Regions from separate parts of the Homo sapiens genome. Here regions 1, 3 and 4 are each linked to region 2. The links are chromatin contacts, found by Hi-C or POLR2A ChIA-PET in ENCODE. All regions are on one chromosome and are shown on one strand. The core of a region is the stretch at or near the end of the contact, and the rest is flanking DNA. Distances in the headings are between cores, read along the strand shown. Region 1 overlaps LOC105370777 (a long non-coding RNA gene). Region 2 has its middle 18 kb from the start of LINC02694. Region 3 overlaps LOC124903469 (a long non-coding RNA gene). Region 4 overlaps LOC105370777 (a long non-coding RNA gene).

Evidence for each region. Hi-C counts contacts between places; a loop is a spot of excess contacts on that map. ChIA-PET counts read pairs that join two places held with the same protein, here RNA polymerase II (POLR2A). Pooled maps may share reads with other maps.
Region 1: a loop to region 2 is called in a map of chondrocyte, with 2.5 times the contacts of the local background. The contact joins two enhancer-like sites. A Hi-C loop is called at or near these places in 1 of 168 maps with a recorded cell type or tissue (chondrocyte). POLR2A ChIA-PET finds 5 or more read pairs at or near these places in 1 of 52 experiments (BJ).
Region 3: a loop to region 2 is called in a map of mesothelial cell of epicardium, with 39 times the contacts of the local background. The contact joins two enhancer-like sites. A Hi-C loop is called at or near these places in 2 of 168 maps with a recorded cell type or tissue (chondrocyte and mesothelial cell of epicardium). POLR2A ChIA-PET finds 5 or more read pairs at or near these places in 2 of 52 experiments (PC-9 and endothelial cell of umbilical vein).
Region 4: POLR2A ChIA-PET joins it to region 2 with 10 read pairs in BJ. The contact joins two enhancer-like sites. A Hi-C loop is called at or near these places in 1 of 168 maps with a recorded cell type or tissue (IMR-90) and 3 of 50 pooled maps. POLR2A ChIA-PET finds 5 or more read pairs at or near these places in 2 of 52 experiments (BJ and PC-9).

What each region holds. Positions count from the first base shown.
Region 1 is chr15:39,272,739-39,275,648 of GRCh38, forward strand. The region is part of intron 1 of LOC105370777 (a long non-coding RNA gene); the gene reads right to left. Among named protein-coding and RNA genes, the nearest start is that of LINC02915, 24 kb to the left of the region's middle. RefSeq lists enhancers at 2,128-2,629, 2,630-2,910. Within about 2 kb of position 1,338, at least 4 of the 41 ENCODE cell types and tissues checked have a DNase peak (open chromatin) inside an H3K27ac peak, as active enhancers do.
Region 2 is chr15:38,713,139-38,716,325 of GRCh38, forward strand. No RefSeq gene overlaps it. Among named protein-coding and RNA genes, the nearest start is that of LINC02694, 18 kb to the left of the region's middle. Within about 2 kb of position 1,258, at least 4 of the 41 ENCODE cell types and tissues checked have a DNase peak (open chromatin) inside an H3K27ac peak, as active enhancers do; they include IMR-90, where a contact is called at or near this core.
Region 3 is chr15:39,490,315-39,493,457 of GRCh38, forward strand. It overlaps LOC124903469 (a long non-coding RNA gene), which reads left to right. Exons shown (of 3, transcript XR_007064595.1): 3 at 2,202-2,281. Among named protein-coding and RNA genes, the nearest start is that of THBS1, 89 kb to the right of the region's middle. Within about 2 kb of position 1,762, at least 2 of the 41 ENCODE cell types and tissues checked have a DNase peak (open chromatin) inside an H3K27ac peak, as active enhancers do.
Region 4 is chr15:39,402,423-39,405,297 of GRCh38, forward strand. All of the region lies in intron 1 of LOC105370777 (a long non-coding RNA gene), which reads right to left. Among named protein-coding and RNA genes, the nearest start is that of LINC02915, 150 kb to the left of the region's middle. Within about 2 kb of position 1,394, at least 5 of the 41 ENCODE cell types and tissues checked have a DNase peak (open chromatin) inside an H3K27ac peak, as active enhancers do; they include IMR-90, where a contact is called at or near this core.

The DNA of each region.
Region 1 (2,910 bases), core at 88-2,587, 560 kb after region 2:
CAGTCTGACCTTTGCTCCTTGGAATGTTATTATTGTCCAAATAAACGATGCATATGTTATCAGAGCATCTTTTCTACCAGGTCAGTAGATGTTCTTCCTATGCCTATGCTATTACCCCTAAAGTGGACTAAGGTAGCAATGCATGGACCAGATCTGAGAATACAATTACTGAATACCCTTAAACACTAGTCAACCGAATATTGTAAGCAGAGGTGGAAATGACAACTGTGATTCTTCACTGTCATTACTGGCATGAAGAAGGTCCAGTCTCCTTCTCAGGACCACTGAAGTTCACAGGTCTAGGGAATACTGCTTGTACTGCAGTCTCAGGAATTCTACCCCATGGCATTTCCAGTGTGCAGCCTGCCTGTCATTTGCAGCTGCCCCAATCCTTCTATTTCCAACTGTCATTTATTCTTTCCAATGAATATAGAAACATGCCTGACAAACTTACGCACTATGAGAAAACTTAGAGCAGGGACTGAGTCTTGGAAAAAAGTTAAATGTTTTTCTTTTAAATAGATCTGAATATAATATCTTCCAGGATCACACATCCTAAAATAACTGTGATTCTTTTCTTTAAAAAGCAAACAAACAATATGCCCCTCCAATTAAAAGAAAATTCTAAAATGGAATTGCCAAAATTCTGGATGAGACATTCTTCCCTTTTACCTCTCTCATGCCGGGAAATTCTTTCTGCTTGCTAACCCCCGAATACCATCCGCGATTAGAAATAGAGGAGAACTCCATCGAGCACTGTGTTTCAGGTTCTCAACAAATATCTGGGGCTCTCAGACTGCCTGCCAGGCACCTTGCTAGGCACCAGATCCATAAAACTGGTTCTCACTTCTCTACCCATTTCTCCTTAAAAAGAAAAAAACTCAAAAGTTGGTTTGTGGAGGTTTGGGGTCCAACAACTATTTATGCAAAATATTTGCCGATTTTCACCAGCTTTCTATCCATGGCCTAAAGGAAGCTGAAACAGCTTAGAGGCTGAAGAAATGAACCACAGAGCTTGAAACAGAGGCAATCAAGTCATCTCAAACAGCGGGACTAGGAAATCTAAGTCAAGTCTGAAGAGAAAGGTAGTGAAAGACTTACCATTTTTCTTTTTCTTTTTCAAAAGAAGTCAATGGCCATTCAGTGTTTAAATGAGAACAAAGACTACAGGGGGGAAAAATTAAGGTAAATATTTGTAATAATGTGTCATTGCATTTTACATAATGGGCCAGCAGTCTTTGAAATGTGACGACATCCATATCTACAGTTTTATTTGTTTTTTCTTATTTGCTCTCCTGAGGCAAGTCTCTTTTAGGCTGTCAGCCACCAAAGCAGCTAGCAAATACAAGGACACTGAAAGGCATTCTGCCAACACGACCTCAGAAGTATTTACAGACTGCAATGGAGACCATGATATAATTCAGTTTCTGCATGGCTATACTCTTTGCCAATTAATATTCTAATGTATCCTTTGAGGATGTGGTAAATGTTGGTTTAAGATAAAACAGCAAAGACAAATATTAGTGTGCCACATAAAGGTATTACTTGCCATGAGAGCACTGTTTCTTAGTACAGACTACCTGGATTGCACAACCAGAGATTCTGGTCTCACTGGACCAGAGTGTACAGCCTGGGTACCAGGATTTTCAAATAGCCTCGTCCACCTAGTGATTCTAATAAGCAGCTATGATTGAGAAACACTGTACTCGTCAATTACCAGAATGTTTTGTATTCTATTTGGAACACAACTAAAATTTGACCTGATGAACTCGTGCAAAATATTAAAAGCTGAACCTGCAGAGGCCAGATGCAGTGGCTCATGCCTGTAATCTTACCACGTTGGGAGGCTGAGTCAGGCAGATCGCTTGAACCCAGGGGTTCAAGACCAGCCTAGGCTACATGGTGAAACTTCATCTCTATTAAAAATACAAAAATTAGCCAGGCATGGTGATATGCACCTGTAGTCCCAGCTACTCAGGAGGCTAAGGTGGGAGAATGGCTTGAACCTCCAGAGGCAAAGGTTGCAGTGAGCTATGATCGTGCCACTGTACTCCAGTTTGGGTGACAGAATGAGACCCTGTCTCAAAAACAAACAACAAACAAAAAAGGCTGAAACTGCAGAGAAATAGGGAGAGGACTATGGAAATATTATAGAAAGATAAATAGCTGAAGAAGTAATGTCACCGCCACACACCCTAACCTGATATTTGAGGAAAAGAGACGAAACACACAAGTAACAAAAACAAAAGGTGAAGCTTGGTTAGTCCAATCCTTGATGCCCAGAAAAAAATCTTACAGGAGACCAGAAGATAAGGGCCAACAAAAGCTGAACAGAAGTTCAGTGAAAATCAGTAAGGTCTTTAGGATAGTCTAGTTCTGCCTCATTTTCCTGAGGCAGCAGTGGGAAGCAGCTGGCCCTCCTGCCCCTCTCCCCAGCCCCTCCAGGCCTGCATGCTATCCTTGGGGACCCTAGGCCTCTGCTGGGATTTCCCTCTGCTGTGGGGATTTCCATGCTGGCCTAGAGGCCCGCGGCAAGTAGCCCAGTTGCTAGAGCCTGGAGGCAGGTGAGCAGGGTGGTAGAAGGTGAGGGAGTGATGTCAGAGAAGCCTCTCAACAGACAGCATCAGCTTCCTGACGCTTAGAAGACCCCTTGTTTCTTCCATCTCTTCAGAGCCAGGGCCATCAGGTGGCCCATAAACTCCTTTTTCACATGCAAGCTGAGAAGGCTGTGAGCCAGCCACATGGCAGGGGGTTGAGAGGCCATCACCCTGCGTGTTCACCGCCTCTCCTCGCTGCTGCTGGAAGGAAAGGGCTTTGCCTCCAGTTAAGGGAACATGAGGTCCTCATAAAGGTTTCAGAGAGTTGGAGCAGAGATGGAGGGGCTGATAACTTGTCTCTGTCCCTAATATC
Region 2 (3,187 bases), core at 8-2,507:
TTTATTTTGTTAAAACATTTTAGAAAACTCGCAAACGATCACAAGGTAGATCTTAATAGGTATGAGATAAATTACCAAAAGTGAATCTATACCAAAGCAAAGAGAAATTGTCTTAATGACCAAAGTTCTAAAGTCTTTTCCAGAAATGTCTTCCAGGGTGGGATTGCATTGAGAAGACCCACAGATGTTCACCCTTCGAAAGACTGACTCTACCTCTGGAGAAATTTTAACACTCCTTCAGGGAGGGAAGGAGCTATTTGCGATGCCCTGATTTGCTCTGCCAACTTCCCATTCTTCTCCTTCCCATGTGATTGGATGTGTGTGCTATCTTTCCCTTGTCTGTGGCTATGCTTGGTTCCCTGGCATTTCCTCCTCCCTTTATTACCTGGACATTTGTCTATCCTGCCTCTCATTTTTCTTTCCAGGAACACAAAGGGTCCCGGAATTTTTATATCTGCCGTGATCCGTTATGATTATATTTTAAAGCTTAACTCTCCAGATGGCATTACTTTATGGACGTTCATGTTGGAATAGGGGAAATTGTCTGTATGTCCTCCACGTCTAGACAACGATATTTCTGCCAGGAACGTCTGATAAGGTCATCTCCAGGTTCAGCAGATCGTTAAGTGGTGGCAGCGTGTCCCGATCTTTCCTGAGGTGCACTGCAAATAATTTCCTATGATTAACGTTATCTTAGTACCAATGCATGTGAATGTTAATTCTTGAAAAATCAGAGGATTGCAAGTTATTCCCATCACCAATAATACTCATTCCTTAATATTCCAATGCTTTCTGAAGTAGAAGAGAAAGCTGTGACGTTGCATCATTAAATCAAAATGGACATGACCCACAGTCAATCTGGGTACCTACGAGGCAGTGTATTTACATGTCTTTATTATTTTTCACGGTGGGAGGTAGCAACTGCATCATGGAAAATATGGAAAAAACTCAGTTTTTTTTGGAATAATAAATCCAGAAGCCAAGAGGTCCCCCAGCCCTTCTCCCTCATGAATATTGAGCTTACTTTGAATGACATAAAATTAAAAGGAAATTTCTTTTATAGTTTAGTTAAGGCAACGTGTATTGGCTCAACATGATTCATGATTAAATATATGGATCTAACTCCATCCAACACAGAGACCTGCCCAGCCATTTTGGCCCTGCCCACGAATGGGCAGTGCCTTCTCTCTCTGCCATCTTTGCTTCTCTCTCCTTGCTTTCCTGCTTGCTCTCCTTTCCTGCCTGCGTGCTTCACTGACTTACTCACCATATTCCATCGCTCCTCTCTCAACAGAGAGTCTGTCTTCCTACAGTGTGGGTGCCTGCCAGCAATAATGGAAACAGTGGAAAATTTTCTTGTGGTTGGAGATGAAGCCAACAGCAAAGGAAGCTCGTTCCTAGCTCTGCTCTCCTCCCCTGCAGACCCCCTTCTCTCAGCTCTGCATTCAGGCTGGGGACTGGGAGTACAGGACTTGTGGCCAGAAGATCCAAGAGATTTTTTGCTGGCTTTTGCTGCCTGAAGTGTGCTCTGAAACAGCAATCAAAAAGGCTTTCTGGAGGCCTGGAAGGATGGGAGGGCACCAAGCAAACACAGTTCTCCTTCAGAGAAAGCTGCTGGACACCAAAGAAGGGCCCCCAAGCTTCATGAGGTTACTGTTGCAGACCCCCTGCAAACACAGGGGCCCAGTGAAATAAATACCTCCATGCCCTGGGGGCCTATCTGGCCCTGTTAAAACTGTGCCCCTGCATGTTTGGGTTAGTTCATTAGAGAATTTCCAAGACTCTTGAAATGCTTGTGGGTAACCTGGAATTTCCTTAGAGACCTGGCTGCCGAGATCACTAACCAGCATCAGGGACCTATGCCTTCTGTGAGAGACAAAGACAGTTGTGTAGAAGTGGGTCATAGGAAATTTTTGGAAGTTATTCAGCCACAGATTCCTTTATAAAACACAAACACACCAACTATAAAAGTTCTAGAATGTGGCAGAGAAGACCTAAATCTCAATCAAGGCAGAGAGATGTATGCAGCTGTCCTTGTCTCTGCTAAAGGCCAGCTTTGTAATATATATTTATTGATACAGGCTCACACAACTAATGGGATAGACATCGACTGCCATTTTTAGTTCTCTCTCTTTTTTTTTTTTTTTTTTAAACAAATCTCTCACCCAGGCTGGAGTGTGGTGGCATGATCTTGGCTCACTGCAGCCTTAAGTTCCTGGACTCAGATTCTCCTGCCTCAGTCTCCTGAGTAGCTGGGACCACAGGCATGCACCACCACTCCTGGTTATTGGTTTTGTGTGTGTGTGTGTGTGTGTGTGTGTGTGTGTGTGTGTGTTTTTGTTTTGTTTTTTGTTTTTTGACAGTTTCGTTCTTGTTGCCCAGGCTAGAGTGCAATGATGCAATCTCAGCTCACCGCAACCTCTGCCTCCCACGTTCAAGTGATTGTCCTGCCTCAGCCTCCGGAGTAGCTGGGATTACAGGCATGCACCTCCATGCCCCACTAACTTTGTAGTTTTAGTAAAGATGGGGTTTCTCCATGTTGGCCAGGCTGGTCTCGAACTCCTGACCTCAGGTGATCATCCCCTCTTGGCCTCCCAAAGTGCTGGGATTACAGGCATGAGCTACCAAGCACGGCCTTTAGTTCTCTTTGATGTTGAAAGGCAAAGACCTGATGGGATTCATGAGGATCCTCAAGATCTTATGGCACAGAACAATGGTTAAACAGTAGATTTTCTGAATAGCGACTTAACTGACCTTTCCTAGCGATGTTAGGTTTAAGTTCCATCAGAGGAACTCTCAGGAATGGACACATGGGATCTTTTTTTGGGATGAAACGGGTCACTTTCAGCCTCATCTCAAGTACACCCTTGAGACCCTGGAAATACTTCGGGGGGCTACCCCATTCCTTAATTTTCTGTAGTATCAGTGAGAGGTAAAGCCAGCTGGATTTCCTGGGTTGAGTGGGGACTTGAAAAACTTTTCTGTCTTACAAGAGGATTGTAAAATGCACCAATCAGCACTCTGTAGCTAGTAAGAGGATTGTAAAACGCACCAGTCAGCACGAGTCTAAAAGTAGCCAATCGCAAGGAAGATTGAAAAAAGGGCCCTCTGACAGGACGGAAATGGAATATGGGAGGGGACAAATAAGGGAATAAAAGCAAGCCCCTGCAGCTAGCAGCAGCAACCC
Region 3 (3,143 bases), core at 512-3,011, 780 kb after region 2:
TTCAGCCTTTTATTTCTATCCTGTCACCAAGTCTTAGCATCTGTCCCATCAGCGATTTTTAGGTCTATTTCAACTTAGATCTATGCCTCACTAACTCACAAAAGAAGAAACTGGCATCTTTGTCCCTTCCAACTAATTTTGCAAGATATGTTTTCCTAACTTTGCAAGATATGTTTTTCTAAAAGCATTCATCATTATTTTCCTGTTTATGAAACTTGATCGATCTCCCTTTTCTCTGTCTTGTCAAACATACACCCTTTCAAAACCCTCTATGGCCTAACCTTTCTCTGGCTATACAATGGTATTTCAACCAATCCCTATCATCCTAGTCTATTCCAATCAGGCTGTTACCATCTCAATGCCTTTGTTCAAACTGTCCTCCACCTCACCAAATCATTGTCCAGGAACATGATTCATTCAGTCAAGTATTCAGCAAGCATCCAATGGACAAGATACACTATGCTGGACACCAGGACACAACAGAGAGCACGACAGGCCCATTTCTTGCCCTCAAGAGTCTTATATCTAGTGCTGCAACAATTAGCCCATCTCCCAAGAAAAACTTTGATCCTTTCCTCATGCTTTATATTTTGAAAACCTTGGTAGAGAAAAAGTTTCTTTTAAAAAAAGAAAAACATTTCTTAACAAGCAAAAGCAATTAAAGTAATGTATTTAAATTTAATGTAAAGTATGTAAATTGAATGAATATTTATGTAAATATGCATGTAAATTTAAAACATTTTCTAATCTGGTTGGAAATGGATTTCCAAAAATAAGTAATAGAAAAGAAACAATAGAATGTTAAACTCCTTTATAGCGTCATCACCCGCCTCCCCCAGGAAGCTTTATAAAACAAAATTATTTTTAAAATTCACCCATTACGGAATTTTCCTTCTTTAAATATCCATGGTCCTTAGTCCAGTGCTTAGTTATACTCTTTTGTTTTGTGTATGATCGCTTTTGCCCTGTGGACACATACGCTCTAAATAGAGACACACAGCTTGGCTCTGTGCTTGTTGTGTAGCCCTGACAATAATAAAGCAACGAGCGAGCTTCACAAATATGCCACAGTGGATATTACGCTCACACATAAAAACAGACCTGTATAATTTAAAACTCAACCTCAGTAATCCAAAAACCCAGTATAGCAGGCTTGAACTTCAACATCCATCAACATTTTCAACTAGAAGAAAATCAGACTCTGTTGAGCCTTCTCGTCAGCCTTTCCTGCCTACAGCCAAGAGGATGACAGGCAAAAAGAACGGGGTGGAAAAGCAAAGGGCAATTCACATGTGAACTAGATTATAGAGCCATTTGTTTCTACCTCTAAATTTTTATCATGCGGGCCTCAAATAAACTTGTCACCAGACATCATGTGGGCTTTTGGACCTAAAACCTCTAGAAGTTTTTGATATGACTCTTAGTTTCTGACACAACTATTTTTAGTGAAATAACATTGCCTCTGCTTCTGTGACATTTCCCAGAACAACAGTTAATCTGAAATCAGACAGAGGGAATTTTATTTTGATCTAAACTTTCGCTCAATGAGAGAGTCAGGGAAAGCCATATCCTGTGTGTTCAAGTCCCATAATAAAAGCTGCGTAATTTAAATGGAGTCAGGTCACACTCTGTTCTTCCTTGAGTCAGCTGCTCACCTAGATTCAAAAATAGGGACCAAAAAAGATAAACTGGCTTGGTTCCTAACTGCTAATGTGGTCTCTAGGAACTGAAAAACCACATGATCCACCCTAACTGAAGCAGAAGATTACAAAAAGCAGGTCCCGCCTTGACCATCGCCTCTGTTTCTAATCCTTTCCCAAAGCTGCCAAGTGCATCCTGGAAGGGCCACTTAAACTCTCTAAGCGAAAGTCAAAATAGAATGGAAAATTCTGGGAACTCTGACTATGCAACACCTTGTTGTCATTCAAAGTTTTCTCTTTAAAAAAAAATTTTATTGCTGCTGTTTAGTCATTTGTATACCTCTACTGTTACAACTAACATGTTTGTCCACTGTTGAGTAAGCCATAGTGCAAACACAGTTTCAAACACCTCACCAACAGTCCAAAATGTTAATCTTGGGGCTTAACAAATGTTAACTACAACCTGGAGATATAGTTCCAATATCCTTATAATTAAATAGTAAAATTATTATGCTCTTTCCCCAGTCATGTCTGCACTATTGTTTCTAAATGTATCCACAGGTTGCCAGTAATGATGTTTCTGGTGATCTGGCTCAGAAGGCTGAGCTGATGAGTGATCACTCAGAAATACTGAATCAGGCAATGGAAATTCTGAATCGGTGGGCTCTGGAGAAGGAACTGAGGGCGAGGTGACTCGGGGCCGGAGGGCTATTATGGACTATGGACAAGCTGAAGGCATGGGAAGCCTGACCAGTAGATAGAGGAATATGAACTTGGTGGACAGGGAAAAGCAGGGACGTCATGAACGAAAGACCACAGACCCTCTGTTCTAGTCCATGGGGCCAGGCTGTGCTCCACTGCCTACTCTTGGATTCCCCAAAGAATGCTTTATGTCCTTATAATAAATCCACCTTTCCATGGACAAAAATGAGTGTGTCTCTGTGTCTTCAAACCTGAGAGCTAAAACCAAAAAACATAACTTATGATGCTGTAGAAGAAACTTCTACCCCTTTGTACGCATGGAGATGTTTCCCAAATCTACACAATGATAGAAATAACTTGCTGCGTTAAAAAGTATAGATTGTCAAGCTCCTCCTCTGTAGATTGAGTCCAAAGTTCTGACTTGGGCCCTGAGAAGATGTTTGTATTCTTATATTCAGGCAAGTTTGGGCCAAATTCATTGAAGTGAATTCTGAGATCCTTTCAATTGCAAAGTCAACAAATACAAACTAATCATTCCTCTATACATAGGAGTAGTTTAAGTGCACAGACGTAGAATCAAAGACCTATTTCTTGTCCTCAAAAAATAAAAAAAACTTTTTTCTGGAATATACTAGACTAGGCCAATCAATAAAGTCTTTAGAAATTGAGGAACAAAGCTGAAATATGTGTGTGTGCATCTGTGTGCGTGTGTGTTGATCTAATTTTAGAGATTAGCACTCAAAAAACATTTGAACTATGTCTACATTATACATCACTGAATCCATATAACCTGTAAACATG
Region 4 (2,875 bases), core at 144-2,643, 690 kb after region 2:
AGCATCAACACATAGATATTCTGGCATCGTCTGGTGGAACCATATTGAAGATGCACTGAAGTATGATGTTAAGGAATGTAAATTTTTTCTGGTAGATCAGGAGTCACTGAAGATTTAGGACCCAAAATCTTCAGTGACAGAATCACAGCTGTGATTTAAGGATTCATCTGGCAGCAGCATATAAAATCCTTTGGGAATAAAGATGCCAGGTAAAAGGTAATAAAGTCTTGAACCAAGGGGGCATCCACGGAACTACATGGAACGTTCTTGATTTAGTGTTATCCAGTTGGAAGCACTGTGCAAAGAACTAGAAATGGGAGCCCTCCCATGATAGCTTGGAAAAGATGTCTCTGTTGTCTGCATACTTTGGGGCACATATGAAAAGTGATGAGGGTTTAAAGCCTGGCCATGGATAACATTATGCAGAGGGAAAGTCAGAAAAGAAATGTGTTTCATCAAAGGCTTGAGCATAGAAGGAAAGGTGCTTAAGAAGAGAATAGGGGCAGTAGCGGAAGGGGGAAGACCCAGGAGAATATCGCATTTCAGTAGAAAGGGTTTCCAAAAAAAGTGAACAAGCAATTATGTAAAATGCAGCAGAAAAGTCAAGGAGAATGAATATTGAAAAGGGGTGGGAGGACTTTTAACTTTATAGAAAATTTCAGGAAGCATCCAGAACTGAATTTGAAATCAAAACGTCTGGGCTCAAGATACATAAAATAATTTCTCCCTATGTATTACCTCTACTCCCTCATAATTTCACTATACATGTAGTTCTTTGTGTCCTCTTTGACTATTCTCTTCAGCATAATCTTCCAGTTTCTACATCCACTGCTAATGCTTCCATATTCTTGATATTTAAAAAGCAAGTGCATTGTCATGTCATGATGCCCACAGAAGCCAGAGAGAGTAGGGTCACACCATATATAACTGGGTTACCTAAAGACTTGTCCATTAGCATATATTTAGAAGGGGCTATGGGCATCACAAGCAAAGACTGACTTGTCAAGTTAAAGCTAACATATAACTTCTATAGTTAAATAGCAAAATTTAGCAAGCATTTGGTAATAGGCTCGATTAGCATGGTTTCCATTTTTTTCTAGCAATTGTATACAAAGCACTGAAAAAGAGAAAATGCAAAGAAGAATGTATAGAATAGCACATTTATAGACTAGTGTGTTGGCCTCTTCAGAAATCCAGCATTGTAGAGAAGATATCATCCACAGTACTAAGTTTAAACCACTTAAGCTGAAATTCAAAACCCTACACAATTTGATAACAGCCTACTTCTCTAACATTATCTCTCTCTAGCCATTCAGTCAATAACTCAAATTCCTATAATTCAACAAACAAGCACTTACTCCATTCCAGGCATTGTGCCAATCACTACACTAAGCACCCACAAGCCAGGCTGCTCCCATCTAAAACGTTACTACCCCTACTCCTTTACTGACCAGTCTGTTCTCAGCAGGAAAGCCTTTGCTCTTCTCTGTGCATATTGAAATTCCTCGATTATTGACAGCATACTTGGGAGACAGGAGCAAGGCTGTGCAACCTGACTGCTTTGGATTTAAATCTAGTTCCACCCTTAGGCAGCTGTGTGACCTTGGGCAAGTTACTTAAATGCTTCAATTTCCTCCTCTGTCTTCCTTCGAGGAATGTGATGATTAAACACATATATGAAGCACTTAGAAGAGTGTGTCAAGGTATTTAAAACCATACCAGGAATTTAGCAACTGTTTAATAAATGTTAAAAAGTAGTAGTAGTAGTTGTTGTTGTTGTTGTATTGTGATTCTCAGCTGCAGATGCACCTCCTTCACAATACCCCACACTCATAAATCTAACTCATGGTCCATACTCACATGGTTCTTATCATATGTGTCTTTGCATATGTTTTATATCTGATACATTTTTTTGGAGGCAGGCTATTATGCATTTTTTTTCTTCCCTCAGCACACAGCCACATGCACCACAGTCCCTAATGGTAATAGTAAACTGTGTGAGTGTGTGTGTGTGCGTGTGCATGTGTACATGAATTCAGTGGACCCTAAGGAAAATTCTATGGAAGAGGGACAGTCATGGTTCTTCCATCACCAAGAAACATCAAAGTTTGGGGTCACCAAAATGAAGGAAAGTAGCTATAGCATCTTCTTTGCAATAGGCCTTTAATACTGTGTCTATCCTTCTTACCAGTCTGGATTAGTTTAGATTCATTTCTACTAGAGGGCAGGGAATGAACTAAGTAATTTGTAATTCCACCAGTTCACCCCTTCAGAACACCTCCAGATCATCACAACTCCCAATTTTGCTTTGTTAAATGCAGACCAGCTGGGAACCAGCCCAGGACCCTGTATCCCTGAAGTTAACCCACACTCATATTGCTTGGACCAGCTGGGGCTGGCCTGTTTCTGGTGAGACAAAGAGCCAATAGATGATGGTCTGACATGCCAAGAAGTGATCATAGCTGCTTCAGAGGTCATCAGTAAAGAATGTCAGAAGGAAATGGCCCAAGGCAGTAGAAATGCTTTTGCCCTCTTAGATGGTAGTTTCGCAAGCCAATAGACAAATGACGAGCTGGAGCTGGAAATAGCACAGGACTAGTATTAGTGATAGTACTGGGAAACGGCTTTAGCCTGAGGCTGGACCACATATCTTCCACCCCTTGCTGAGAGGAACCACTGCCTAAAACAGATAAGTTTCCCAACATGACTAACTTGAGTGACTATCTTTTTGCCGCTTTTCCCCTCACGCTGACCAGAAATGAGGCATCAATGAAAGTACACACTTAAGAAAAACCTGCTGTTCTGAGCTGCATCCTCCCTGGGACAAATTCTCTGGGGCAGAAGTAGACACTACCCTCAGTTGAGTGGGCTCACC